7 separate regions of the Homo sapiens genome follow, and all the other regions are linked to region 1. Evidence: chromatin loops called from intact Hi-C (ENCODE). Cell type or tissue: PC-9. All regions are shown on one strand.

What was found. A loop is a pair of places that touch in the nucleus more often than their neighbours do. Peaks named below come from ENCODE experiments on the same cell type or tissue, not always from the same donor. Only the 100,000 strongest peaks of a DNase experiment are listed, where the experiment ranks them.
Region 2: a loop joins it to region 1, with 16 times the contacts of the local background. A loop is called at or near these places in 26 of 110 quality-filtered maps.
Region 3: it touches region 1 in a loop (2.5-fold over the local background); 2 of 110 quality-filtered maps call a loop at or near these places.
Region 4: a loop joins it to region 1, with 5 times the contacts of the local background. A loop is called at or near these places in 5 of 110 quality-filtered maps.
Region 5: it touches region 1 in a loop (4-fold over the local background); 5 of 110 quality-filtered maps call a loop at or near these places.
Region 6: it touches region 1 in a loop (17-fold over the local background); 53 of 110 quality-filtered maps call a loop at or near these places.
Region 7: it touches region 1 in a loop (15-fold over the local background); 15 of 110 quality-filtered maps call a loop at or near these places.

The regions. Positions count from the first base shown.
Region 1 is chr7:137,590,649-137,594,648 of GRCh38, forward strand. The region is part of intron 12 of DGKI (diacylglycerol kinase iota); the gene reads right to left. Among named protein-coding and RNA genes, the nearest start is that of PTN, 250 kb to the left of the region's middle. RefSeq lists enhancers at 1-288, 289-789, 423-1,622. In PC-9, a CTCF peak has its summit at 1,820 (motif pointing left); a DNase peak (open chromatin) is centred at 1,783; H3K27ac peaks cover 380 bases.
Region 2 is chr7:136,404,294-136,408,293 of GRCh38, forward strand. LOC105375523 (a long non-coding RNA gene) reads left to right here. Exons shown (of 6, transcript NR_187964.1): 5 at 977-1,023. Among named protein-coding and RNA genes, the nearest start is that of MTPN, 430 kb to the left of the region's middle. In PC-9, CTCF peaks have their summits at 2,118 (motif pointing right) and 2,318; no DNase peak of the experiment used is centred here.
Region 3 is chr7:137,272,862-137,276,861 of GRCh38, forward strand. All of the region lies in intron 1 of PTN (pleiotrophin), which reads right to left. Among named protein-coding and RNA genes, the nearest start is that of PTN, 69 kb to the right of the region's middle. In PC-9, no CTCF peak of the experiment used is centred here; no DNase peak of the experiment used is centred here.
Region 4 is chr7:137,340,375-137,344,374 of GRCh38, forward strand. It overlaps PTN (pleiotrophin), which reads right to left and starts at 3,359. Exons shown (of 5, transcript NM_002825.7): 1 at 3,065-3,359. RefSeq lists promoters at 3,153-4,000, 3,153-3,898 and a cis regulatory region at 3,902-3,911. In PC-9, no CTCF peak of the experiment used is centred here; no DNase peak of the experiment used is centred here; H3K27me3 peaks cover 1,411 bases.
Region 5 is chr7:136,873,091-136,877,090 of GRCh38, forward strand. All of the region lies in intron 2 of CHRM2 (cholinergic receptor muscarinic 2), which reads left to right. Among named protein-coding and RNA genes, the nearest start is that of CHRM2, 6.4 kb to the left of the region's middle. In PC-9, CTCF peaks have their summits at 1,532 (motif pointing left) and 1,740; no DNase peak of the experiment used is centred here.
Region 6 is chr7:137,167,106-137,171,105 of GRCh38, forward strand. No RefSeq gene overlaps it. Among named protein-coding and RNA genes, the nearest start is that of PTN, 170 kb to the right of the region's middle. In PC-9, CTCF peaks have their summits at 2,250 and 2,450; no DNase peak of the experiment used is centred here.
Region 7 is chr7:135,799,312-135,803,311 of GRCh38, forward strand. No RefSeq gene overlaps it. Among named protein-coding and RNA genes, the nearest start is that of FAM180A, 52 kb to the left of the region's middle. In PC-9, CTCF peaks have their summits at 1,955 (motif pointing right) and 2,159; a DNase peak (open chromatin) is centred at 1,950; H3K27ac peaks cover 532 bases.

The DNA of each region.
Region 1 (4,000 bases):
GAAGTACGTGACGTATCCCACAACTTCTATGAATCGATGCTGTGTTGTTGTTTTTTTTGTCTTTTTTGAGACAGAGTTTCACTCTGTTGTCCAGTCTGGAGTGGTGCAATCTCAGCTCACTGAAGCGTCTACCTCGTGGGCTCAAGCGATTCTCCAGCCTCCGCCACGCGAGCAGCTGGGACCACAGGTGCAAGTCACCACACCAGGCTAATTTTTGCATTTTTTGTAGAGATGGGGGCGGCTTTTGCCGTATTGCCCAGGCTGCCCCCAAACTCCTGAGCTCAAAGTGATCCGCCCGCCAAAGTGCTGGGATTACAGGCATGAGCCACTGCATCCAGCTGATGCTGCGTCTTCTAACAGCCCTCATTCAAATCTTCTAGGCTGTGTTCCTAATTGTTTTCTCAGAGAAGGTTGTCAGGAGTTCTCGTGATACTGAGCTACGATTCCTCACAAAGGCAGAGCCCACAGGGTGCCTGGATTTCTCACCATCTCTTCTCCTTTTACCCTTGGTCTATGCAGAAAAGGACAAGTACACAGTGTGTGAATGTAAAGGTGCTTCGCCTCTCATCAATCAATTTGCTTTATGAACCGGATAAATAGATTCTTTCTCCTTTTTTCTGTAGCCAAATGATCAAATATGTCATTGTCTCCTGAATATAAGCAGAAAATCTTGCATTTCATCATTCCATCACCCTTGGAGTCATCAAAGGCCTCCTGCCTTTCACAGCACAGATTTTGTTTTGTCTTGAAATTCTCCCACAGACAACCAATATTAGGCTAATAGTTCTCTGGCTGAGGTGGGTCTATATCGCCCCTCCACAGCTCCTGAATAGTTTTTTTCAGCCAGCAGCTCTATCAGCATTCCCCAACAGCCAGCATTCCCGGAAGACAGCACAGCGCAGAAGTGTGGGGCACCGAGCTGAGCGGCAGGGAGCTCAGCTCCACCACAAATTGGCTGGGTGAGTTTAGGCAAGTCATTTAATCTCTCTAAGCTCCCCTCACATCTGTACAGCAAGAGTAATAATAATGCCTGACTTTTAGAGTTGTTTCATCAACTCATGTGTAGACATTGCTTAGCTAGTGCCTGACAAACAGGAAATGCTAAACTAACATTAGCTACTATGACTCAGCTAGATTTTGCTACCTCTTTCCAACCTTCCTCAATAAAGGCCCAGTTTCCTAGAAGAAAAATGCCCTCTTCCCATTTCTCCACTTAAAGTTGAGCCCTGAGTTTGCAAATCAGCCCCACCTTCAGCTGCCATCAAATCAGAAAGCGTTTCTTTTGCAGACTGTAAAGAACAGTAAAAGCAGAGGTTCCCTGCAGTAAAAAAGGGGCTATAAAAAACAAAATGGAAACAAATACACACTTACAATAGCAGGAGACATTAAAAATCTTGGGAAACAATCTGTGTCTTTGTCCTTAGAGAAAAACTTTACAAAAGATCTTAAAGCTGTTACTGGAAGCTCTGTCTTTACAGTAATCCGGAACCCGTTTCCACCTGAAGTCCAGACTGCACATTGAAAGGTTCTATGGGCAGGAACTCTGCCACGGCTTTCGTATTTTCCCAAATCATCTCCACCAGCTCACCTAGCACCCTTTCAATTAAATTATTTAATTAACTGCAACTTATTGCACTTGGTATATTTTCCACCAGAACTGAAGAAAGTTATCCTGATTGGGCCTAATGATTTTCCAGCTTGCAAAGTTCTTTCCTTCCTTCCTAGGAAAAGCAGGGCTGACAGATTGAGAACACCAGGTCCTCCGCTTTGTCCCTGAGCAGCCATGCACAGCAGCAGCTGGTCAATGCTGCCACCATCTGTCCGTTTTTAGCATTAGTTGTCACTGAATGTTTACCAAGTGCATTTTGAGCAATATTTTCATTCTGCAGTATACTAACATAAGGGGTGGCTGAAGGGTGGAGATGACAGCAAACTGATATTTTCTTCCAAGAGAACAGATGCACGTTGCGCTGCCTTGTAGTACATGCAGGCCAAAAAGCGAAGGACACTCACGTTTGGAAATCAAAGGAAAACAAGAGTTTTGCTGAGCTCTGAAAGAAAATGACCACACAGTATTGGATGACTGGGGGACCCTTTTGAATATGTGCACAATAATTCTTCCTTTTGATATTTTAATGTATGTTTGCACTTAATAAAGCCAACATGTGTTAAAAGAAATGTGCTTAAAATTAGCCCAAAAGAAATCAAGATAAAAATCAGAATATGACCTTTTCTTGAAACAATATAGAATCCACACTGAAGGTACACTGTGTGCTTACTCAGTGAGAGAGGATGAAATATAACTAGGCTGAGGATGAATGAGGAAAGGGGCTTAGGATGAGGGATTGTCCCTATCAATTAAAGGAAAATAATACTTCCTTCTTTGCATTGGCTGTGGTGAGTCAGGGCATGGGGATGTCTACCATTTGGGATGCTTTTTCATCTAGAAAAGCCAATAGAACAAGAAATAAGCATGAAGTGGATGGCTGGAGTCAATTTAATGTCAGGCCTTTTGGAAATAATTAAAATGGTTAAAGGTGGACTTGCAGATCCAGCCAAGTTCACCAAAGTCAGGAGCCAGATAGATAGGGACCATGGGTCACACACCTTAAGGAACCATAATGAGAGTACGTGAGCCTCAGGAGATCAGTTCATGTGCTCGTCAATATTTCAGCAGGGTGACAGCCATTAGGAGTTGAATAGGTGTCAACGTGGCCAAGGAAGTGAGAAAATACAAATTTATCACATGACCAAAGACAGGCTATTTCTCATTTATAAACATGAAGGTTTGAGATCATTCTTGAGTGAGCTGAATTTATTGCAGCCAAGAGATCTGAAAATGGGATCAGACCATCTGACAGCTGTAACTATGTGACAGCCTCTGAACTGTGCAAGCCAGTAACAAAGAGACTACACCTGCACTGTCCAACGCAGCAGCCATTGGCCACATGTGGTGATCCAGCACTCGAATATAGCTAATCCAAATTGGATGTGCTGTAAGTATAAAATATATGCTAGATTTTGAAGACTGTACAAATAGAACATAAAATATCTTAACAATGTTTATAAATTAACACATATTGAAATGATACTATTTTAGATAAATAAAATATATTATAAACTAATTTCACCTGCTTTTTACCTTTTTAAAAGTACCTTCTAGAAAATTCAAAATTGTACAAATGTGGCTTGCATTAAAGTTCCCTTGAACAATAGCCTATATTATTATAATGCTACAGCTATAAGAACCTTAGAGATCTGAATGCATTTCTTTGTAGATTCAGAAGGTCTCAAAAGAGGTTAAGGAACCTGCCAAAGGTCACAGAAATGAGAGCAGAACCACCTCTTTCACCTCCACTTCCAAGTGCATTATTGGGGAATGTTTCCCTCTGCTTTCTCATATTTTTTTCTTTCTTGAGACAGAGTCTCACTGTGTCACCCAGGCTGGAGTGCAGTAGCACAATCTCAGCTCACTGCCACCTCCACCTTCTGGGTTCAAGTGATTCTCCTGCCTCAACCTCCCAAGTAGCTGGGATTACAGGTGTGCACCACCATGCCCGACTAATTTTTATATTTTTAATAGAGATGGTGTTTCATCAGATTGGCCAAGCTGATCTCAAACTCCTGACCTCAAGTGATGTGCTCACCTCGGCCTCCCAAAGTGCTGGGATTATAGGCGTGAGCCACCACACCTGGCCTTTCATGTATTTTTTAAATAATATACAATTAAAGTAGCTAATATTGAAGCCTAAGAACTTTTTTCCAAAGTAATGCAAACTTTCTATACCTTAAATAATACTTTCTATACCTTAAATAATACTCTTAATTTAAACTAATACGGTTATGGGGTAATATAGCCTCATCCCAGTCAGTGAAAAATATTCAATTTCTGATTTCTCCCTAAGCTTTGTCACTTTACTGGCAGCATTCTGCCAGCTTCTACAGTGACAGATGTGCTCACTAACGAAAGGCTGAATACCTTGTGTCAAATATATACCTG
Region 2 (4,000 bases), 1.2 Mb before region 1:
CTCCTTGAGGTTTAGGGTATCATCAGAACATATAAGCCAGGATATGGGGCTCCTGGAGGGGGTGGGCTGACCACTTCTTCTTCCCACTCCCACCGAAATGCACTTTCTTCTGCCCTCTGTTTCAGACTCTCAAATCAGCCCATTATTACACCCCACCTTCCCATTCCAGCATCACTGCCTGCTCCTTGCCCTCCCTCCTCATCCTTTTTCCTTGCTAAAGTTTAAGCATGGCTTTTCTTTCTGACTGTTACCATAGATCCTAACCCAGAAGGCTCACCTACTTTGTTTGGTTATACTGGAATATTAATTGCATAGTTTCAAAGAGAAAAAATAACACTCTATTTCATAAATACTGAAGATACTTTTTAATTTAAAAGGTGTTCTCAAAAACGTGTGATAAGAGAGGAAAGGGGAGGGTGTATTGTGTAGACTAAGATGATACACAAACACATCTGGGGAAACAAGAGGAATGCTTTGCAATAATAGTCAGCTGCTCTCTGTGTGCAGCAAGGTTTGTGTGCTTCTTGGAGAAAGTATTGGGAAGAAAGAAGGCGAGTACGTTTATATTTAGAGTGAGGTAGTTAATCTTGTCTGTTTCACACATATTACTCATTGCTTTTGAATTAGTTTGAGATAATGTTTTTATCTCAGTAAGGATAATTTTGGTGATTTACTGTTAACATATAGGACAATGAAAATAAAAAGATAAAAGGCTAGATAATCCCATTACTCTTAAATAGTCAATTATAAATGTTAGGTTCTTTTACCATAGAGATATTAAGCAACTTGTAGAGAAGCTCTTTGGGAAATAATTTCATCTTAAATAAGACTACTATCAAAATAGCTATCTTTTCCATTTGTTAACATCTAACCTACTTTTATCTTTATATTTAATGAGGATTTCTTATAGGTAGGTGGCATTATCTTCTTATTAAGTTATTTAACTATTAACTATTAACTTTTGTTTTTATTTAAGTTCAGGAACTTTGCAGATCTCTTATTAACTCTTCAGTTAATAATGAGGTAAGTCTTAAGTAAATATTCAAATTTTATCTAAGTTTTTTTTCACTTAATAGTGCCATCGTGAGTTCAGAGAAGACATTGAATAAGGATGAGAGGTGATTGATAAAGGGAGAAATGTGGAAGAATAATTTTTTATTCAAATACATAAAATTTTACCTATTTAGAGATTTTTTTAAGTTTATCTTCTGCATTTTTAAAAACTTTTAATTGATTATTTTAATGGACACATTGTATTTGTATATATTTATGGGGTACAACTTGGTATCTTGATATATGTCGTATGATGATCAAATAAGGATAGTTATTGTATTCATCACCTCATGTACTTCTGATGAAGACACCGAAAGCAATTGGGACAAAAGCAAAATTGGCAAATGGGATCTAATTAAACTAAAGAGCTTCTACACAGCAAAAGAAACTATCAACAGAGTAAGCGGACAACCTACAGAATGGGAGAAAATTTTTGCAAACTGCATCCAACAAAGGTCTACTATCCAGCGGGAGGGATCACAGAAAATAACTTGTGGGTACTAGGTGTAATACCTGGGTGATGAAATAATTTGTACTGCAAATCCCCGTGACACGAGTTTACCTATATAACAAACCTGCACATGCACTCCTGAACTTAAAAGTTAAAAAAAAAAAAAGAGAGAGAGAGAAAATGGTTTAGGCATTCAAAAAACTAATAGGTATTTTAAGAATGTAACTAATAATAGAAATTGGTAGGTAGCAAGCACTTACATTTCACAAAGCATATGTGGATGCATTACTCCATTTAAAGAACAAAGCCCGGCGTGGGGAGACACTCATATAATGGAAACACTGGAACTCTGAGATTGATCCGGACCCACAAAGCTCCCTAATGGCCAACCTAGGATACACTCAGACTTGGGACTGTTTAGCTCCACGTCTCGTGGTCTTTATATGTGTCACAGTTAAGAATCAGACCGTGACAGACACAAATCATGTGAAACGGCGTCCCTCTCTCTCTCACCCATTGATCCCCCGCAGTTGTAGATGTGATTCTGCTTCCTAGTAAAAGAAACTTGCAATAAGAGTATGTGTCCACTAGAGGGCCGAACTCAGAATTCGCCGTTCTGCTGTAGAGCCCAAGTAGACAATGCCATCAAATGCTCCAGGCTCTCTTTCATCAGCTTTGTACCACCTGATTCAAACGCTAAAGCCCTGGGCATAGAGTGCAATGAAAAACACTCTTAATTCCAAGTAGAAAAAATAAAAGTTGTATTTTTCCCTGCTTGTCGATGCCTTCCGTGTGAAGTATGTTGTAAACTGTGACACCCCATGGAGCGTGGTGTCTCACTATTAAGCGAAGCCTTTTCCTGTTTCTGATGTTTGCTGGGTTGGCAGGAAGAAAAATATCAGTTCTATTTTTTAACCATACTATTTCTGTTGCCCTAACAGACTCCAGGTAAATTAATTTACTTTGAATGAGTCATTAGTTCCCATTTGCTAGAGTTCATGAAAATGAAAGCATGAAACAACATTTTATAGAAATTCCCTGAGGCACAGAACACCAAACCTGGGAAAGACGTTAGAGTCCAAATTCCTTATTTTATAGACAATAGAACCAAGTTTGAGAGCAGGGTTGCCCTTAATTACCCAGCTCACCTAAATCAGAGGCTGACCCAGAACCCAGGTCTCCTGTTTGCATGGTTCCATCCTACCCAGATTTTTTTTTTTTTAACACTGGTCCATAGAATCCTTTGGTGGCCTGACTCTCATGTTAATAAAGCCTGATCAGAGATTCTTGATTAAGTATATTGTTCACATATATTTTAATTTCCATTAGGAAATACTATTGTACCACATCAGTCAGTCCACTGCTAGAGAAGACTGGGGGGATCTTGCATCCTTATGCCAGTTAGGTCTCCTTGCACACAATTCCTGTGAGCATCCTAGAGATCCATGCCTCCTCATTCCTGGATTTGCAGAGATGGAGAGCTCACAGTTTTGAGGTTACCTAATTCTGTTGATTGAGTAATGTTGATTAAGGATTCCCACCTTACTTTTGTTGGAGGAGAGAGAAAAGTTTGGGAAATGGGATTGGGGGTAGGAAGTAGGGAGAATAATTTAAGATTGCTGTCCTTTCTTGTCTGATGATGAAGAAGTACAGAAGGACTGGGTGATTCATCTGAGATTCTGAAATTAGATGTCAGAATAGGCATTATATAATGCGATAGAAGGCTCGTTAGACTAGTAGTCAAATACGGTAAGTACTGACTCCATGATATAAGGGGCTGCTCAAATCTGAGAGTCACCTAAACACCTTCTTTCTTCAAATCTCTAATTCCTCCCTAAGTATTGTCTAAATAGCCCCTCAATATATTCCTCTCAACTCTGTCCTATCACTTTTGCTTTTTTCATCCAGATATGCCCAGCACCCTCCAGTTTGTCCCCAGTATTGCAGTTTTCTGGACCTTCCCCAGAAGCAAATACAATCTTGCATCTTTTCTGATTAAAATCCTTTACTGGCTCCCCCACTGTCCATACTGATAGCTATTCAATTGCACTTTGGAGATGAACAACTCCATTTTTGGAGCCAGAATATGTCCTTTTCCTTTCCCACTAATTTGCTTCCTCACCTAGGAGACTCCCTGTCTAGCTTGTCCTTTCTTCCTTGCTGAAATTAAATTTCTATATGATAAAAGAGGCTGGAAGCTGAGGAAGGTTTTGCAGGAATTGCCCCAGCCATAGCTACATGCGGCAACAAGATGCATGATATTTTAAGTTATGAGTAGCAGAAGCCTGTACATAATCAGAAAGATTCTAACATATTATACCTCTAAGAAAAAAATAATATGCACACATGAATGTACATATATCTCTGGACAGAGCAGCCACTAGGCTCCTGATGTGACTTGCTCTACATTCCTCTCCCCCTGGGGAACCACACAAGTGTTTTGCAACCTCCTTTCTCACCTCTGCCTACCATGCTGTGTTGCCTCTGAACATTTAT
Region 3 (4,000 bases), 320 kb before region 1:
ACTAGCCAATAAGTAAATTCTCATCTGAGAAAAACTACCAGTAACTCAAGTCATGGACGCTTGAGGTCCTATTAGAATAACTGACATTTAGAATACTGTCTACTGATGAAGTTCTATCGAAAGCCTTTGGATAATAATGTAATTTTCTGTGCATGCATGTGTGATTGTGATTGTGTTTGTGTATATATAATACTGTGTGTGTGTAGACACAAACACTTGTATTCATCTTCCTTCAGTAATCAATACATCCTTTAAGGGAGAGAACATTATCTCTCTGTTATTCATTTGTAAGGTTTAGAACAGTGTTGACCCACAGATTTCATTTATATGTTTGTTAAATAAATGAATAAAATAAAGAATAAAAATGGCCTTGGTAGCCAATATAGTAACTGACTGACTATGGTATCTAAAATAACACCCACTTACACATCTCTGTTCCCTTACTGGGCTTTACTTTTTCCTTAGCATGAATTCATGTTGGATGTTGTATTAGCATGTTTTCACACTGCTATAAAGACCTGCCTGAGACTGGGTAATTTATAAAGGAAAAAGGTTTAACTCACTCACAGTTCAGCATGGCTGGGGAAGCTGCAGGAAATTTACCAACATGGCTGAAGTCGAAGGGACAAGGCAGCAGGAAGGAGAATGAACACAGGAGGAACTACCAAATACTTATGAAACCACTGGATACTTATGAAAACTCAAGTAGAAGGACCATGTAAGCAAATGAATGGAGGTGGCATTTATAAAATATTCAGTGACAAATGTGTAGAGTCTAGAGCACACAGTAACAAGAAACAGTGGATGGACCTCAAAAGAAGACAGTGGAAATGAGTTAATCCTGGGAGCTGTGAGGGGGAAAGGAATAGAGACAGAGTCATTAAGTAGTCTGGAGAAGAGACAAGGAAAGACCACGGAGAGGGGAAAAGGCTGTGAGTTGCATGAACATGACTAAAACCCTAAGTTACCACCAAGGGGTCAGCTGCCATATTCAAGAGTTCATCAAGATATCCTTTGCATAGTTCTGTGGTTATTGTCCTGGTTTGTCTTTATTTTTATCAGTTTTGTGGGTGTTTTAGGTACTTCAGCTCACTTTTGCTTATTTGTTTATTACAAAAGTACTATAATTAGGAGTCCAGAATAAGCACTAACACCTCAAAATTTCAGAAGCGCACACACACACACACACACACAAATAGCCTCTTATTTTCTTATTTTCATTTTATTATTTTTATCAACAGAGCACTGGTGTTTCCACAAGGAAGCACCAAGGGTTGCAGCAAGGCATTAAGAGAGGCCTGAGAAGGTGCCCTGACCTCCCTGCCACACCCAATAGTGCCCCCTCCTTACCCCAGCTGTGCCTAGAGCAGCTCCTCCTTCACTACTCACTGACTTCCTTGTAAAAGTCCATTTGTCAAAAAAAGAAAATACATTTAAAGGCCACTGGTCTACCCAATACCAAGGTCTATCTAGTTAGGAGATACAATAGTGACACAGAACAGTATTTTTTTTTATATATACTTTAAGTTCTGGGGTACATGTGCAGAACATGCGGTTTTGTTACATAGGTACACATGTGCCATGCTGCTTTGCTGCACCCATCAACCCGTCACCTACATTAGGTATTTCTCCTAATGTTGTCCCTCCCCTAGGCCCCCACCCCCCGACAGGCCCTGGTGTGTGATGTTCCCCTCCCTGTGTCCATGTGTTCTCATCAGAACAGTATTTTTTTAAAAGATAGAATAGGAAAAATGCCTCACAGATGGTGATGTAAATATGAAATCTATTATTAGTATGAAAGATGCCTTGCTCACATTAGGTACTCAAAAAATATTTGTGAAATTATATTTAAAAATAGAAATTTTATAGTTAACTATTCTGTACTTTATAAAGTCTGAAATGATTTCATCTTGTCATCAAAGATCAAACACATAGCCTAACAAGTATGATTATAATCATGAAGAATTTATGACAGAAAATCGTAAGGCATAAGAGGCCTATTTTAATATGGTGGAAAGAGAAAAGGTTTTGAAGTCAGATTTTTTCACACTGGCTTCATCACTTCTTATATGTAGGCAAAGTAGTCGATTTCTTTTACTGTCAGTATCCTCATCAATGGAAACACAGAGTTTTCATATGCACACTTATAATTTGTTTGAAGAGTACAGTGAGATAACATATAAAATGCCTGGCATCCTGTGAGACATGTATTCAGTTCTCCATCAATGGTAGCCCTTGTGGTTCTTTGAGGAAGAGAGGGGAGGTGAAGAAGTGTATATCTCCCCCAAAAAACATCAGAGGCAGCTTTGCACAGAGGGTGATAATGCAGCCTTTTAAGACGGTTTAGACTTTGATAAGTAAACCTAGAATGGAAAGCATTTCCAATGGAAGAAATAGAATAATCTAAAGTTTCAGGTGAGAAATCAAGAGACCAGTGTGAAGTATATAGGTCAGTTTAGTAATAAAAGAAGAAAGTATGGTATAGATGAGCTGAAGCCCCAGAATTATCATTAGTATCAGCAACTATTTCGTAGACCACCTACTATATGAAAGATAATATCCCAAGTTATGAGGGAGATACAGATGGGAATTACATGTGATATTAGAAACCCTACAAGATTACAGGCTCATTAAGAGGATTCAGCCAATAAGATTATATACCACATCTTTGTGCGAGACATAAAAATGCTGTAACTAAAAGCAAAGTGTTTATGATAATATTCTTGCCAAAATCTCTTGTGGGAAATTAAAAGGACACTTCTCAACTTTTGGCAGTAAATCTTTTTTTAAAAAAAAAAATTGTATTGGCAAACTGAATTAGGTTCTGAAGGCAAGACTCTCTAGTATTGGCAAGTTGCAAATAAATGCCCCATGTTGACTAAAAACACAAATCCATAATCATTCAACCTAACTCAGTAAGAAACCACATTTAAAAATGTATAGATCTCAGCTTCAAATGAAAAGGTATTTCTGTCATGATTCTACCACATTTTGATACACTTCTGAAACAACTCAGTATAGCTTTATTAGCTACTGACTTCAGATGGCATTTCTAATAACTGGTGGCTTTATTTGTTCAGATGAAGTGACTCAATTAAAAACATAATTAACAAAACAGCATGCAGGTTTTCAAATTCACTGCCATACAACTAAGCAAATGGCATCCCACATTATTATGTATTTGGGAGGAAGTAACAAATAACTATTGTTTGGCTGATCTTGGTTATGTTTGTGAGGCAGAAATGTCGCAGGTCAGCATCAAGCCCCAACTCAAAGAAAAACCTGTCATACAAAGGTCAAACACCTAATGAAAGTCCATCTGGGAAGTGAGAATTTTGAAGACGGATCTAAATTTGTTAATTGATCTGTTACAGACTATTAAATTTGTGCCAGAAAAGGAATTGATTATTGCAAGGCAAGTCCCTGAATGACCCTAGAGACCCAGCTCTTCCTCCTTTCTCTAATGTAGTTCAAGGGCAACTGCAGAACGTGCTGGGAATGCAGCATCCTGAGATAAAGAGAAACTATTAGAACAGTCCAGGCTCTGTTCTCATCCCTCTTAGAAGAGGACGTCCTGCAATGCTTTAGCTTGGAAATTCCGGTTACCCCTGGATATAAAACCAGGGTGAAATGGGTTTTGAGGGCCCCTCAGCTGCAGTGTGATATGGGGCACATGTACGCAAGACTTCACCTGCCTTGGGCAGTTTTCATGAAGTTGGGGACCTGGCTTGCCATTGATTCCAGGCTTCTATTGTCCCTTGCTGCCTGTCTGTGAGTAATATAGTTGCTTTGCTTCACTTGTGTGAGTGTTTTGTTTCACCAGACTCATGCAAGTTAACTAATACTGGTGCATGGTATTGGTGAAGTCTTTAGAGTCCTCTCCTAGGATGTATACCAGTGCACAGAGAACTTGCTTCACAATTATTGCTTTTAACAGAAAAAAAAAAATCACAAAAAATATTTACTCAGTAAAGTTTGATTGTGTCTGAAAAGCTGTAGC
Region 4 (4,000 bases), 250 kb before region 1:
AGAAATATTGTAATGACACCATGAAAACTATGCCGCACACTAGACTGGCTTGAAGTGGATGGAAAAATAGCCCAGTGGGTGGAAACTTGAATTGTCCATAAACATCAGAAGGAAAAACAACTTTCCACGAGGCCATGGCCCAAATTCCACTTAAGCCAATTGACTCTGGATGGAAAAAAGCAAGCCCAGCTCATAAAAAGAAGGTTCATATCTGAGTATCATCTTACTTCGCCTCCCACAGCAGTGACATGACCTTGTGCCAGAAGGAGGCAAAAACTCTTCGACTATTCATTTAGAACAGAAGCCAGAGCTAAAAACATTCCTCACCCTTATGGAGAAGCCCAACTCAACATCACTAGCAAAGCTATGGAACAAAGGCCATTGGAGAGCTCCCACTCAGCCTCATGCTCCAGAGAAAAGCACATCTCAAACTGGGCTGAGGTGCACTCAGGTGTGGAGGATGTTTGCACTCATCACATTGGGTGGTCTCAGTCTGGACACCTCCTTCCTGAGAGAAGTCAAGAACAACTCCCCATATCATTATGCCGCCATATTAAAAAGCATAATTCTTTAGAGAACTGGAATTTGTATTCTGAATTCTGACTTCAGGCCCTCAATCTATTGTTAATTTATCACACCATTTTCAACGAGCCGGGTAAACTCGATTTTGTGGGAAATTTTTGAATAGTAATTAAAAACACCACATGACAAATAGGAATATGGTCAGAATTCATGTGAGAATGCCATGTAAGTGAGAAAGCAAAAATATCTTCAAAGGAAAAATAAAATATTTAAAGTTAAAATATTTGATATCTAAGATTGATTTTACTAAAAAAAGTGATTCAACTATCTGGGGATCTTATTTCTCTCTGTTGTTTTCAACAACTAGGCTTTTATGAAATTTTAAACCAGGCCATTGGCTTGACTGAAATTTTTTTAAAAAATGAAAATGCTCATTAAAAAGAAATGTAGATCTTGTTATGTGTTGCTATATGTGAAGCCCAAATAAGGCATATGGAAAATATCAATAAATTAATACGTTTATTAAACCAAATCTCATGATCTCATGGAAAGGGGTCTAAAAAAACAGAGAATTATATATAATACATATAATACATTAGACTATAAATATAGTTAGGTATACCTTATTACTCTAATTATCTATAATATCTCATTTAAAGTCAGATAATTAAAAAGTCATGTATCTAATAGTACTTTTATTTATCTCAAGCTCTAGCTTTGAGAACATAATGCATTTGCATCCAGAAGCAAACAGCTGGAACACAGCACCTAATGCTGTTATATGTGGCTTCAGGTGGGAGTTCCTTATAGTGGCTTTTCACTAAATGCAGAAAAAGATGTCCTAAAGGGAACCAGTGAGCAGTGGCAGAAAAAAGATCACCTTCTATTTATTTAAAGTACAATTAGAGAACTTAAGGCCCAAGTTTCTTAAAGCACAAAAGGATGGCATTAGAGTTTTTTTTAAATAATATAATTTTTTAAAATCTCATCTTCTAATTTAAATGAAAAAGTACAAATATTGCCAGTCTGAAATAACTCATGTCCCAAAGGAAGAAAAAAATATTCATTCTAATTTCCTCTGAATTTAACTGGACTATATTTTTTAAACGACTTGGCCTTTAAAGTGCATAATTTACTTAAAAGGAAACATAATGAAGATGGAAAATACAGCTTTATTTTCTGTGTTGGGAGACTTCTCTTTTGTTTCATTGTCATTAACTTTCAATATTTCTACATATCAATGCATTCCCGGATAATTAAGGGGCTAAAATGGGCCCTGCTGTTTCATCAATTCCACATTTGCCTAGGATCATAAAATGTTTCATTATGTTATTAGTCCAGAGCTCTTTTTGGTGATTTCTAAATCTCCTCCCAGACCCCTCTCTCTAGCACACACACACGCACATGCACACGCACACACACACATCACCCCTTTCTCAAGCTGCTAAAGCAAAATGCCTGATAACTCTTAAAATGAGAGATGCTCAAGGACCGCAGCTTTAATATTTTCTCCTCTTAGCACCCCTACCCCTCCTATTTTCTGAATGTGTCCCCAAACTTACAAAGCAGCTCTTAACAGACACAAGGGTGAGTTAACACTAGAGTGTATATAAACTGCATGTGTGTGTTCCTGTGTGTGTGTGTGTGTGTGTTGTGTCACATTATGTCATGGAGAAAGGGGTGTGTGTGTATGGAGAGGAGAGAGGAGGTTTCACTTTCCATCTATTAAGAAAGGAGTTGAATACATTCCTCTCAAAAAATGTTTTCTTAACTTATTAGAAACAACAACTCAGAAACTCTAAATATCTAGTAAATTAGTAACAAATATATCCTAAATTTATGTGGGTCAAATTAAAAGTTTAAGGGTCTATGTACTGGGCAGTTCTTTAAATTTGCATTCAAATGAGAGATGGGACTCCAGGTGTGTCTTCTAAACTTTGGACCTAACCATTTCTGGAACCATTCCTGGGCTGTCAGGTGGGAAGACGGGTGCCAGTAGTTCCGTGAGAGACGTTTCATGTCAGCTAGCACTGGGAGGAACAAGCCCCCACAGCTTACCTAGAAATGCCAGCTAAGAGTCATGGGCTGACAGGCTCTGGGGCAATCAGAGAATCAGAGAGAGGCTGGGAAAATGAGAGCTGCTTGTTCAGGCTGCCTTACTTTCTTTGCACCTACCCAGCCAGAGACACACCTACTAAAGCTCCAGGTTTTACAAAAAGCAAAGATGCACTCTCCAGCCCACCCTGTCTTGCTCTCCAGCTGGTAGCTGGAACACGGTCCAAATACATGCTTAACATCACAAAAACTTCTTTCCTTTCACTTACCTAAGCACACCCGAACTAACCTAACCTGAAACCCCAAAAATATGCCTCCCTTGGCCTCTGGAGCAAGTCAGTTTTGAAAGCAGTCCTATCAGCAAAGACACCAGGCAGCCTCTCTCACCCCTACCACCATCATCTGCTGGCACCCAGAAAAGTGGCACAGGGTGAAGGCAAACTCGATCGAAGAGCCCTCCGAGAAATCGTACGTTCCTCTCACTTACTTTGAGTTGGAAACGTCCTCTCTGGCGCTCAGTCTGCCTTTGTTGCAAGGGGCGAGGTTGCTACCGCTGAGTCCAGGTACCCGGCTCGCTGCAGCTCCTGCTTGGGCCGCTGCTGCTCTCCCCGCCTTCTGGACGGATGACTCACTGGTCTCTTTCTTCCCCTCTCTCCACTTTGGATTTTCCTCTGCTCTGGGGCTCTCTTGGCGGGATTTTTGGACTGGAAGGCGGGGAACCTGATCCTGCCTTTGACTCAATTACGCCCTGACAGGGAGGGAACGGAAGGGAAATGGAGAATGGGAGGGATGAGAGGAGCGGGCCAGGAGGACGAAGGCTGGGCGAGGGAGGGAGAGCGCTTTGCACTCGAGAGCTGATTGGGAAGCTTATTAAAAGCAGAATACTCCAGGGGCAGTCTCTCCCTGCGGAGCAAGAAAACGGATTTGAACCAAGAGGCCATGAGATGGTACCTTGTTTTGTTTTTAGCAGAGACGAAACACAACATTTCTTTTCCAAACTCCACCCATGATCTATTCTTCAGATGAGTGCAAAGCCACTTTGCCAAATAGGATATTTTAAATGGACAATTGATGGCATTTTAGGTTACATTTTTGGCCCCCCACAATCCTTTAATGATATTCAGAATGGAAAAGCACTCTCTTCAAACCAGCCTCTTCTTCCACCCACGAAAGCCCTCTCTAAACACAGAGACAGTAAGGTGTCAGTCACATCTCACCTGCAAAGCACAAAATGTACAAAGTACTTTTTCTCAATTGTCACAAAGAGTGACAGACGTCTCAAAGTTCCCAATTAAGTGCTACTTACCTTTAGGGAGAGCTCTTTCCTTTTTTGGTTTCCTTGGTGCCTTTAGCAACCTATTTAGTAACATGCCTTTGACACCCAAGAATTTAGAGGATTCGTCAAAGTAGCTCAAACTCTGAG
Region 5 (4,000 bases), 720 kb before region 1:
CCGTGGCATAGTTCCCAAGAGACTCCTATGTATCGAAAGCCACCAATGTCCACCTTGTGACTACTAACAACTGGCTTTTGCTTCCTGTACCCACTCTGTCCACCTTTGGTTCATTGAGCAGGCATCAGGACTTCTCTCATTTAAGATAAATGGCATAAGTATACTGATTGCATATCCCACAGCTCACCTGGCCTATGTGGTGGAGGTGGTATGTGGGGAAAGAGATGCAAGTCACCTTTCCTTAGGCAGGTATTTTTGCTGTGTGTATTCTAAGTCCTTGGCATTATTCTAAGCATCTTCCCATATGATATTTTCTGTTTTGTCAGTTGCTTTAGCCTCACTGCTTAAAATACAGCCAGGCATACCTAAGAAACATATTAAATCTCTTTTGAATGAGTTAATACAGCAATCAATTTTCTCATTTTATCTTTGCAACAATCCTATGTAGTAGATGTTATTTTCTACAGGAAGAAATCAGCATTCAGAGGGGTCTGGTAATGACCCGAGATCATACAGCTAGTAAGTTGCAGCCCCTGGATTCAAACACAAGCTTGTTGGACTCCACTGTCTTAGTTCTTATAGTGTGTCAATCGGTTCGCTATAAATAGTTGTGGCACTTGTTTTCCCTGTGTTTGGGGAAAACAAAACCATGGCATTCAGAAGTTCAATGATGTTCTCCCCATCTGTTAATACAACTTTGCATGTTTTTGTTAGATCCTCCAAACCTTAAGCAAAGAAGAGGCAGTGCTGAGTAGGCTCTTAGTTGGCACGTGCTTGTCTTGTTTAGTCAGTGATTGCCTCTGGCAGAGGTAAACGAGGGCACCAAAATTTTGGCAGATGCCATTTTCACCTCTCAGCAATACTAAGACATTATTAAACAGAAGTTCTTTTGTCTGATGCATAGTAATAAAAGATAATTTTGATATCATTCAGCTGAGTTCATGATAGGAAGCAGATCAAGAGACTTTTTCAAGGTGACACAGCTAACCAAGAACTGCATAAGAACACACACATCCCAATCCCAGTCTAGTTGTCTCTCCATTTTTTCATGCTAAATGAGTTCTCTTTTTCTATAAGATTGTTGGCACTTAAGATTCTGAATTTCAATGGCCCCATTTACTTTTAATTAGTATTTATTATCCACATGTGCTTTGAAAAGTATAATGTTACTTTGTAAACTGCTATTAGCAAAGAATGAGGTAGGTTCCAGTTGGTTTGCCTCTTTCCACTCTTTATATATCTTTGTCTTACTTTATTTATTTCTCTTTTTTTTTCTTCACATGTTCTAGCTCCTTCTTTTATACTATGACCTAAATATACAATCATCTTAACTGGTGCTGTTACCATGGTAATGTTTCATGGTAGATAAGGGTACACACTAAAAACTCAGTTTTCTCATTTTCTTTCATTAGTAATGGAATTCCTTCTGTCTCTCTTTTTTTTCTCTGTCTTCCCCCATGCCCTCCCTCTCTCTCTGCCCCCCCTCTCTCCCCTCTTCCCTCCCAAATCCAAGCTTTCACTGAATGATGCCCTCTGGTGTTCAATAACTGGAAGCACATTGGATTGGATAGGACAAGGACATCCGTTTTAAAGCTTAGGGAGAATTTCAATTTCAAACAAAAATTCAACTGGACCTAAGCAAGAAGGACTTTGAATTAATATGTTTTTAAGCAAAGAGATTAGTAGAATACATTTGTTGTCTGGGCATGTCAAATGTTGTTTACTATGTATACAGTTATGGCAAAGGGGTGGGAAGGATATTTATACCCTTACAGGTTTAACATTGTTATGAAAATGTTCTTATGGAAGAAAAAGAGATGCCACCGAGATATCCCTGGGAGGATAGTCTGATAGAATATTCTGCACATTTAAGTCTTTAAGACTTCTAAATGGAAGTCTTCTATCTTTAGAATGGAAACATTTTTCTTGCTGAATATATATATATATATGTAAAAAATGCATGTGTGTGTATGTGTGTATATATATACACATATATACATATATACACATATATACATATATACACACATATATACATATATATACACACACATACACACACATGAATTTTATATATATATATATATCTCCAGCAAGAAAAAAATATATATACATATATACATATACATACACACATACACACACGCGTGAGAAAGAAAGAGTGGAGGTATTTGTTAGGTGAGAAACGTAGACGTTTTACTCTTACTTACATGATTGTGTGAATAATAATATCAAGCTGCACATTTTTATTAATCCCTAAATACATGGCAAACTAGAAGTGAGGTTGATATGCTATAAACATATCTTCTTTCTTTCTCATTCCAAATTCCACTGCTGCCCTCTGATCAGACCCCAGGTTAAATCTGTTCCCTCAGAGGCTTCCCTGGAATCCATCCCCCTCTTTCCATCCGGGCATCTTTTCAGACCTTTCGCACCTCTCACATGAACTATCACCAGAGCCATATGCTTCTAACCGGTCTCCCACTCTCCAGTCTTTCTCTAGTACAAGCTACTCCTCACATTGCCAGAGTGACCTTTCTAAAATGCAAATCTGAACATGTCGTTCTCCTGTTTAAAATTCTTCAGTGTTTCTCAACAGTCTAGGATAAACCCTGAGATCAAACCCATGTGAGAGCTTCCATAGCTCATAGAGCTGTTTTGCCAGCCATCTTTCTCACAGGCATTTCTTCATCCTCCAACTGCACAAGGAAAGAATCCATGCACATAGCTTAGTGTAATGACTGGTACAGTGTACATGCTAAATAAATACTAGCCAATATATTTATTTCCCCTTTATTCTCCTCCTCCTCTTCCTCCTCTTCGTGGAATTTATTATTATTATAATACTAACAGGCAATGATAAGCTTCACACTTATACTCTAGCCATTCCTCAAACTAATAATAATACTCATGAAAAGGTATGATATAATATGATGAAGTTAATGAATATTTGGCATCCTCTATCTCATTTAATCTCTCACAGCCATGTGCACCACCTGGTGCCCACTAGGTGCTCAGTATATTCCTGTTATTTTTATATACCTAATCAATATAATAATAATGACATTTTTAGCCCTTATTATTCATAGCAACATGTTTTGGAAGGCGAAGCCATGGGTGTTTTTATTTTAAAAAACAAATTATTTACAAAGGAGTTAACTTATAAAAATGCTAGGCAACTTGGATGGTTTTATCTGGTGCTGGTAGTAGAGTAACAGCTAGAACTTGTTAGGGATACAGATGACGTGAGAATAGAGGCCATATTTTATAAATGATGGCAATATACACTTACATTTGTATTTCTGTCTTCTCTTTAAAACGAAACCAAATGCCCTGATGTTTCCAAATAACACAATTAAGTGGAATTTTTAAAACCACTTTCTATTTTCAAAATAATTTTACTATTATTTTATTGCATAGTGTGCAACCGCATAGATACCCACAGTACCCCTCCATTTTATCGTATCAAAGAAACTGTAGGCAACTTCATAGGCTGAGGGCTATTTTAAGTTCAAATTTCCAGCACATGGACAATGAGTAACAGCAACAATAAAACTGAGGATCTACATTTTTAAGATTAGTGCAAAATACATAACAAAAACTGTAGTAACGAGGCAGTCTTTTGAAGCTATCTGTATTTATTGGGCTCAGAAAAACAGGACCTCTCTTTTCTGAGGCTGAGAATCCTAAATATCCTTGAATATTGACCTCTTGGCAGAACTGGGCCCACTTTTTCAAAAGTCAATATTCATGTCACCAGGTATAGTGCTTTAAATGATAAGATTCTGAATTACTTAAATAACTACTATCTTCTAAGAAGTCATTTAAAAGAGATTAATTCACAGGTTGAGTATCTGAGACACTTTATTCCTCTTGTAAAGACATTGAGTCAGGCTGGGAATTAGGGACAGGAATCTAGATTTTTAACCAGCCCCTTCCATGATACTGAGGTGGGAAATCACAGGACTACATTTTAAATAACAGATTGATGAACTGGAAC
Region 6 (4,000 bases), 420 kb before region 1:
GCCGAGATCCCGCCACTGCACTCCAGCCTGGGCGACAGAGCGAGACTCCGTCTCAAAAAAAAAAAAAAAAAAATCTAACTTCTGCTAGCATATATCCTCTTTGTCATCATTATTATAAACAATTTACAGATGCAGAAACTGAGGCTGAAAAACATTAAACACCTTACCCAAGGTCAGATTGCCAAGGTTAATGGCTATTCTGGGACTTAAACTCAGATCTCTTTTATTTCATAATTTATGAACATAAACACTATGCTGTCCTGAAAATAACTACATTTTCTTTAAAAGCATCTTTTTATAAGTGGCTTCTACAGCACTATAAATCTCAAAATTCTTTCTCCATATACCATTTAATTTGTCAGTTTCTTTCTCAAAATGTGGCCCTGAAATTAACAAAATGTTGTCAGTTAAAGACGGAGTTCAGGGGGATTATCACCAAATTTGGTTTGGACCCCAGAAGTCTATCTTAGTAAACTAAAATTGTGTGGGTGTTACCAAACTTGTATTTTGTGATAAACAAAAGTTTCAGATCATTTTTATATAAATTTCTTCAAAGAAAGATCTTCCCAATCTAGTTATAAAATTTATTGTTTTAACTAAAATGCAAGATCATTTATCTTTGTTAAATGTCATCATTTTGTATTAAGCCTGCACAATCATTTTAAAATTTGATTGTGACATCTATCATATTAGCTAGTCTCTGAATTTTATGTCATCTGCAAATTTGATAACCATGTTTTCTAAGCATTAAGTCATGTCATTGCTATAATATTAAAAGGACAAGATAAATCAGAGAGGTTACAAATATTCTATTAGAAATGGCCCTGAGTACAAAAAGAACTAAACTTGTCTGGAAAAATTGCTCAAATTTGTAGGACGGTGATCCAGACAATACTTCGCCATATTATTAACCAAGAAACAAGAGTAACCTTTAGTTAAATGCTGTGTAGAAATTATCATACCCTACATGTCAACCTTTTCAAAACAGAATAATTTGTTCTTACATATTCTTAATTAATAAACCCATATTGGCTCCTGCTCACATCATCTTTTCTACAGGCTCAGAAAACATAGGGTTAGTAATACACTCTGAAGTTTTCAGGGAGCAAATATCGTGTGTTTGGGGATCTTGTTTCTGGGAAAGGAAAACACAGGTCTTTCAGTGGAAGATACAGTGAAAACACGCTAATATTCTCTGTGGTTCCACTTTTTTTGTTTGTTTGTTTTTGTTGTTGTTGTTGTTGTTGTTTTGAGACGGAGTCTCGCTCTGTCGCCCAGGCTGGAGTGCAGAGGCACGATCTTGGCTCACTGCAAGCTCCACCTCCCAGGTTCACACCATTCTCCTGCCTCAGCCTCCCGAGTTGCTGGGACTACAGGTGCCTGCCACCACGCCCGGCTAATTTTTTTGTATTTTTAGTAGAGACAGAGTTTCACTGTGTTAGCCAGGATGGTCTCAATCTCCTGACCTCGTGATTCGCCCGCCTCGGCCTCCCAAAGTGCTGGGATTACAGGCATGAGCCACCGCACCTGGCAGGTACCATGTTTTTTAGTATTACATGATGGTCTTTCATTTTCATCAACAGACAAACCCTGACCATTTTATCAACTTCACAATAATATGTGCCTATCTTTTATATGTTTGAATATTTTGAAACTTTCTCATTGTCTTACACATGTACAATGTAAGGGTGTTATGAAACCAGAAGACAGACTATATAGAACTGGCATAGAAACAGTCTAAATTCCTTAATATTGCCAAAGCAATATGCCATTCAAAATACATCTTGTCATTTCAAACCTTCCTAATAATTTACTATACTGGCCTATTCTTCAAAAAGATAAACTCATCATCCTATAGTACTTTATTTTAAAATCTATCTCCTCTTACAATAAGGATTTTTTAAAAGTTTTCCAATCAAAATCGTAGATTTAACCCAATATTATATTTGAACTCTTATTCAGTGAGCCTTGGTTTCAGCAGGTGGATGTGTGTAAGTCCTCATTTTACATTTTATGATTTTTATTGATTTTGACCTTGCATGATTTAGCTATTTCAGTCTGTCTTTTGTTTCTTTTGAAATAGGAATTGGCCTTCTCTGAACCTTCTCTGGATCTCCAAGGTTTTGCACGTTTCTTAGGTATGTTAATTAGGCATTCTTGAAGTGTTGTCCCAGTGGGGATGCACTGATGACTTAGGTCATTTGAGTCTTCTCCATGCAATGGGAACGTGAATCTTACTGCAGTTCCGTCACGTTCCACATGATGGTGGCCTTGTCTCCGCAAACCGGACTTCAGGTCCCTGTGTGCTAAGTTTATTGGCCTCAATTTCAAGCTCTGGTAATAAAGCAGCTGTCAACTTGCCAGAGCCCCTGTGAAACAGCTGGGATTCTCAACTTGGGCTACATCCAACACCTGTGGCTACGATACAGGGATTGTGAGAGAGAGGACGCTTGACGAAGAGCAATGGGACTGTCTGAACATTCTCAAATTCTAATTTACTCAAGCATGTTTGGTTTTGAGTTTTACTTTTCTGTAGAATATTTTCCTAAAACAATTCAAATGTTGAGGATAGAGGATTGAGGTGCATAGTGAAAATTTAAATAATGCTGTGTTCTATACTGTGCTTATTAGGCTTTACTTCTAATCATTTACCTGTCTCTAGAGCCGTGCTTTCCGATACAGCAAACAAGCCACATGTTGCTCCTGAATACTTAAGATCTAGTCTGAATTGAGATCAGCAGTAAGTGTAAAATACACATGAAATTTCAAAGATTAAATATGAAAAAGATTATGTAAAAATTATACTTTAATATGAAAACATAATACTCTGGATATATTGGGTTAAATATATTACTAAAATTTATTTCACCTGTTACTTGTTACTTTTTTTTAAAGTGGCTACTAGAAATTTTTAAATTATAGGTTACTCGCTTTGGTGGCTCACATTATATTTCTGTTGAACTGAGCTGGTCTAGAAGCCTTGATGATGTTTACTAAACACTGAGAGTTCTTGTACTCCTTTGCAGTATTTTTCTCATGAAATCTCTCAATTCCTCAGTGTAGTTATCAGATGTACCCCAGAATCTGAATTTTCAGGAAGTGTTGGAGGCCTTGAATGGATACATTTTAGAAGGCTCCCAAAGAAAGCTTCATGATTATAACTGATCATCAGAATTATGTGGAGAAAGCATTATAATTTATTTATGATTCCCTCTACAGAAATGTTGATTCAATAAATGTGGGTTGTTGATATTTTGCTCTGTGTTTTTCTTTCTCTTTTCCTTCCTCTCCTATAGCTTTACCAATAAAGTAGGAGTGATACCCATGTAGGGAAATACTCTGTTGCCTGAAGAAACTGATGTGAAAGGAACATGATTATCAGGGGACTACCAAGAGATATGGGTTGAACAAGAGTCGAATGAAGGTTGGCACCTTCAGCTGTATTCCAGAGTTGTTCTGGTGTTTCAGAGTAGGGCATGTTCAATTATTTAATCAGAACATGAACGTAAATGAAAAATGAATCAATTCACCCTATGGTGTGAGAGGCTGATATATAACTATGAAAATTACATGGAATTTCTTCTTAATATTTTATTATCCCATAATTTAAAAATACATATATTGGACACACTTTAGATTGGAGAGCCATCAAGCCTTTCCCTCCATTACTTAAATACATCTTGTCTATATTTTGAAGCTGATGAATCTTCATTTAACATGTTTTCTTAGGAAAGAGGCCCCTGAAGAAGTAAAATGCATGAATTTGAAGTAGCCAACAGACTTGATGGGGTAGATGGGGCACTTCTAAGTATCACCTGAAGAAGAGGTGCTGGAATTCATTAGAAAAAACGGAGTTTAACAGGAAAGTATAAATATTTAGCAGAACTAAATTGAAATTCTGCTAAATATTTATACTTTTCTATTAAACCTCTATAAATTGATTTATATTCAATTCAATTGATTTATATCGATTTATATATTGATCCAGTCATTACCTTAC
Region 7 (4,000 bases), 1.8 Mb before region 1:
CCACTGATTTCCGCTCAGTTATCACTCAGTCAGGGACTCAGCTTTCCTTCGCGGTCCCTTACCCAGGTTCCTGACCCGAAGGTTAGGGGGACGTACACGTGTCCGGGACGTTGTCTACAGGAGAACTTGGCAGAGGCTTCTGTGGGGGCAGCTCACCCTCCTTGCTGGACTTCTCTGACAGAGGAACCTTCTTTCTTCTGCTTAGGGTGCTCCTCATCCTTCTGGAATCCAGACCATCCTCCACTCCTGTTTTCAGTGGCCACCATCTTTTCTCTCTCCTTCCTCAACCCTCTGAGGAGAAAAGTATTTGTGTTTCACTGAAGTGGAAGTGAGTGTTTTCTTTGGACCTTTGTTTCTGCATTGGGGTGTAGTCTGGGGAAGAGAAAATGGCCATGGGGTATAGGTAACAGAGAAGAGGGGCAAGAAATATGCACACAGCCATGTAAGGTAAGGGTTCACAGGCTGTACACTGTGCAAATGCGGGAGTCCCATTCACACAGTGATATGACATGAAAGTGGATTCACAACCTGATGAAAATGCCACCTTTGAGCTCTGCCTTCTCTCAATCAAGGGCAGTGTGGACACATAGAGAGAGGAACGTGCTTTGAGCCTGAGAGATTCTGATTTGAGTCACCCCAGCTATGTTACTATCTCACCATATAGTCCTAGACAACTCCCTTAACATCTCAGAGCCCCAGTTTCCTTATTTATAAAAGGACAGCAATAGCGCCTCCTTTACAGAGTTGCTGTGAGGGTGAAATGAGATCTTTTGTAGTTGCCTGGCATGTAGTAGGTGCTCAATAAATGTCATTTCCCCAGAAGCATTGTCCTGGTTGAAGGAGTGTTTGCCAATTTCACTACTGGCCCTTTTCCAGTGAAAATATTCAGGGTCTTTCCGTAGATGGTGAAGGAATGTCTGTTGGAGGCTGAAGAAGATACAAGTATTCTTCTTACAGCATAATTGAAGAAAATAATGAATTTATCAAGATACGTGGCCAGTTGAGGCATCCCAGAAAGTTGAGTTTTAACAACAACTAAGACAACGTATAGAGCACGAAATGTTAGGCACAGTTTTAAGCCTCTTCCATGTATTATTGTGCCATTGAAAATGGACCCTTCTGGGACACAGCATTCAAGACTCTGGGATTTTGTGTCTTTGTAAAAGGGAGAGAAGATGTCTTTTTATTTATTTATTTTGAGAAGATGTCTTTTCTTTGCTTCATATCCACCCTCCTGGCATTGTCTGGTACATTATATGTCTTTGCGTCCCCACATCTGGCCTGTTCCTATCAGCATTCTCTCTCTTTTGAGCAGTTCCTTATCTCTGAGCAATGAACTGAGCCATTTCCCAAAGATGGGCATAATCCGTGGGTCTCCTGCGTAGGCGGGAGCCAGCTTGTACTGGCTGTGGAGAGCTGACGGGGGCAGCTTTTCCCAGCTCTTCAGCAATGAGGTCTCGCTAGTCCTTGAAATCAGCCACCATGCGAGAGTTTGCATCAGGGAAATCAGCAAATGCTACCCATCGAGACCACTCCCTCCCGGGTAGCAACACCGTGGCTGGCCCCACACATTGGGAAGAAAAGCTCAGCAGGAGGTTTCAAACTTGGATGGAAGAGCTGGTAGAAAACCTTTGTTTCATAGACATGCTTTAAAGGTGGAATTTCAGGTAGGAAGTCTTTCTGCATCTATTAAACTCAAAATTGAGGAAGAGAAGTAACAGGTCTTCAAAAACTAGGCTGAAAGATGTCCTCCGCGGACCAGGTACATCTTTAGTATAACAATCGTGGCTGGCAACAGCTTAACACGCTCAGGGACATCTTCATGTTTCTCATAATGCAACGTTTCAGGAAACTCTGGAAAGTAAACACGAGGTCACAGATTCAGTTCTGGTGAACTAAAACTCAAAAAAATGGTTCAGCATATCCTGAACTCAGTGTTTGTACACAAGATGGCGCTCTCTTCTTAGGAGAAGACAATTGGAACACTTGCTAACCCCTGAACTCTCTTTGCATGTTGTGATCGATCGCATTGGTGCAATTGGTGTGAGCTGAGCAATATTAAGGTCAAAATCATTGGCTTGATGCCTTATAAATGCATTTCTGTGAATATACGAGTTAACACTAATTATTTCCATTCCTGGGGAGGGGAAGGGTAGGAGAAAAGACTAAGCCAACTGCAAACCCCGTTGCTGGTGAGTCTTCTGTTCACAGACAGAGAGGAAATTAGAACTGATCTCTGTGTTCACATAAGTGGCCAAAGAGTCCTTAGTCTCCCAATGGGAGACAAAGCTGGGTGTCCAAATTCCTCTGTAGGACCCTGCATCTGAATTCACGGGCCGCCTCTCCCCTAACCCCCGCCCCGCCGTGCCCCTCATCCCTACAGGTCGTTTGCTATACATCACCAGTTCTGTAAATTACAGACACAGTCCCTGTCCCTCTTCCAACTTGGCACAGATTCAGGCACTGACCAATCTACTTTAGGTGCCCTGTCTTCTCCCAGCCCTGGCTAACTTGCTGGCTCTGGAATACCCATCTTCTCTGGCAGTTCACCATATCTGAGTGCCCCAGCTCAAAGCCTAGCCTTTTCCTTTGGCCCATTTTGGTCACAGATGCCAGCTTTCACCCTCTAACCCAGACTGGAACAATGGTCTTAGAGGCCACTTGCCCTATGGCCTGGCTAGAGGTCCCTCCAGCCATCACCTCTGGTATTGTCTGCTGGGTTTTCCGCTGATTGTGGTCCCTCAGGCTCTTTGTCCTGTTTCTGAGTGCAGCCCTGCTCTGGCAGTGTGCCCGGGAGACCACTTCCACGTGCTTGGCTCCTGCTGTCCTTGTTGCCAACTATTCTTGGCACCTGGACATTTATCGTGCTGTTCCCCAAGTCCTTTGCTCCGGGTGATTGCACTCCAGGTTGTTTCTCTGCCTCGCTGAGAAATGAAGAGCCCTTCCTAAACCTCCCAACTCTGCTCTCAGCACCGCACCCTCCATTCAGTAGGAACCGTCTTGGGAAGTGGACTCTTGGGGGTTTTGTGAACTAGCCCTCCTGTCTCTTTGTTAAGTTGTGAGGAGGCTGCAGACATCCTGTGCATGTTAGATTAGTCCACATTTCAGAGCCAGGAGGAACAAGAAACATGATGGCCTCATAGTCTAGCCTTTGCAGACTTTGCCAATGACATGGGTAGGTTGATCCTGCCTCACCTCATCCCGGCTGGTCCTGATCAAGTCCTCCTGCCCCCAGCTGAAATCTCACTGTGCTAACTTCAAGGGAACGATCATGTTACGACACCAGGATTTCTTGCTTCCCATCTATTCTTTTTCTTCCTTACGTTTTAAGTATTTCTAGAGCTGGAGAGGCCCAAGAAGTCAAGTGAGAGTTTATTTAAGGTGAGCAGATCATATTTGAATGCAGAAGGGAAAGATCTCGTTGGTAGGGAAAACAAAAGTATTTGTGATTGCTTGCCGTGGAGAGCAAAAAAGCCAGGGCTTTCAGCCATTCATTGCCCAAAATCACAGCACTCACAGGAGTAGAAAAGGTCAGAATAAGCCATGGGGCCAGTCTGTGACTCACCATTTCTTTTGAAACCAAAGGTTCACTTCTCTGGAGACTAATTCTGTTCTTACTTTCCTAATTCTACCTTGGAGAGTTCCTTCCTCAGTCCTAGGCTTTGATCTGTTCTTGGAATTTCAATCTTTTCTCTTTCAGGCACTGTGACAAATTGATGTCATTCATATCCCACACCAATGGTCTCTCTATACCTATGCCTTTTGCCCTGTAACCTTGCGGTCCCTGCCTACTCTGACTCTGGGACTTACTGTGGTCAATGGGACAAGAGCAAACTGGATACAAATTTGGGCTTGTTTGCTTCTCTCTTTGTCATCAACTCCTGCCACCTTATGAGAACAAGCCTGGGCTATCCTCCTGGAGGATGAGGGATCATATGGAACAGAGCTGAGTCATTCTAGCTTGAGGTAGTCTTAGACCAGCTGACCCCTAGCTGACCTG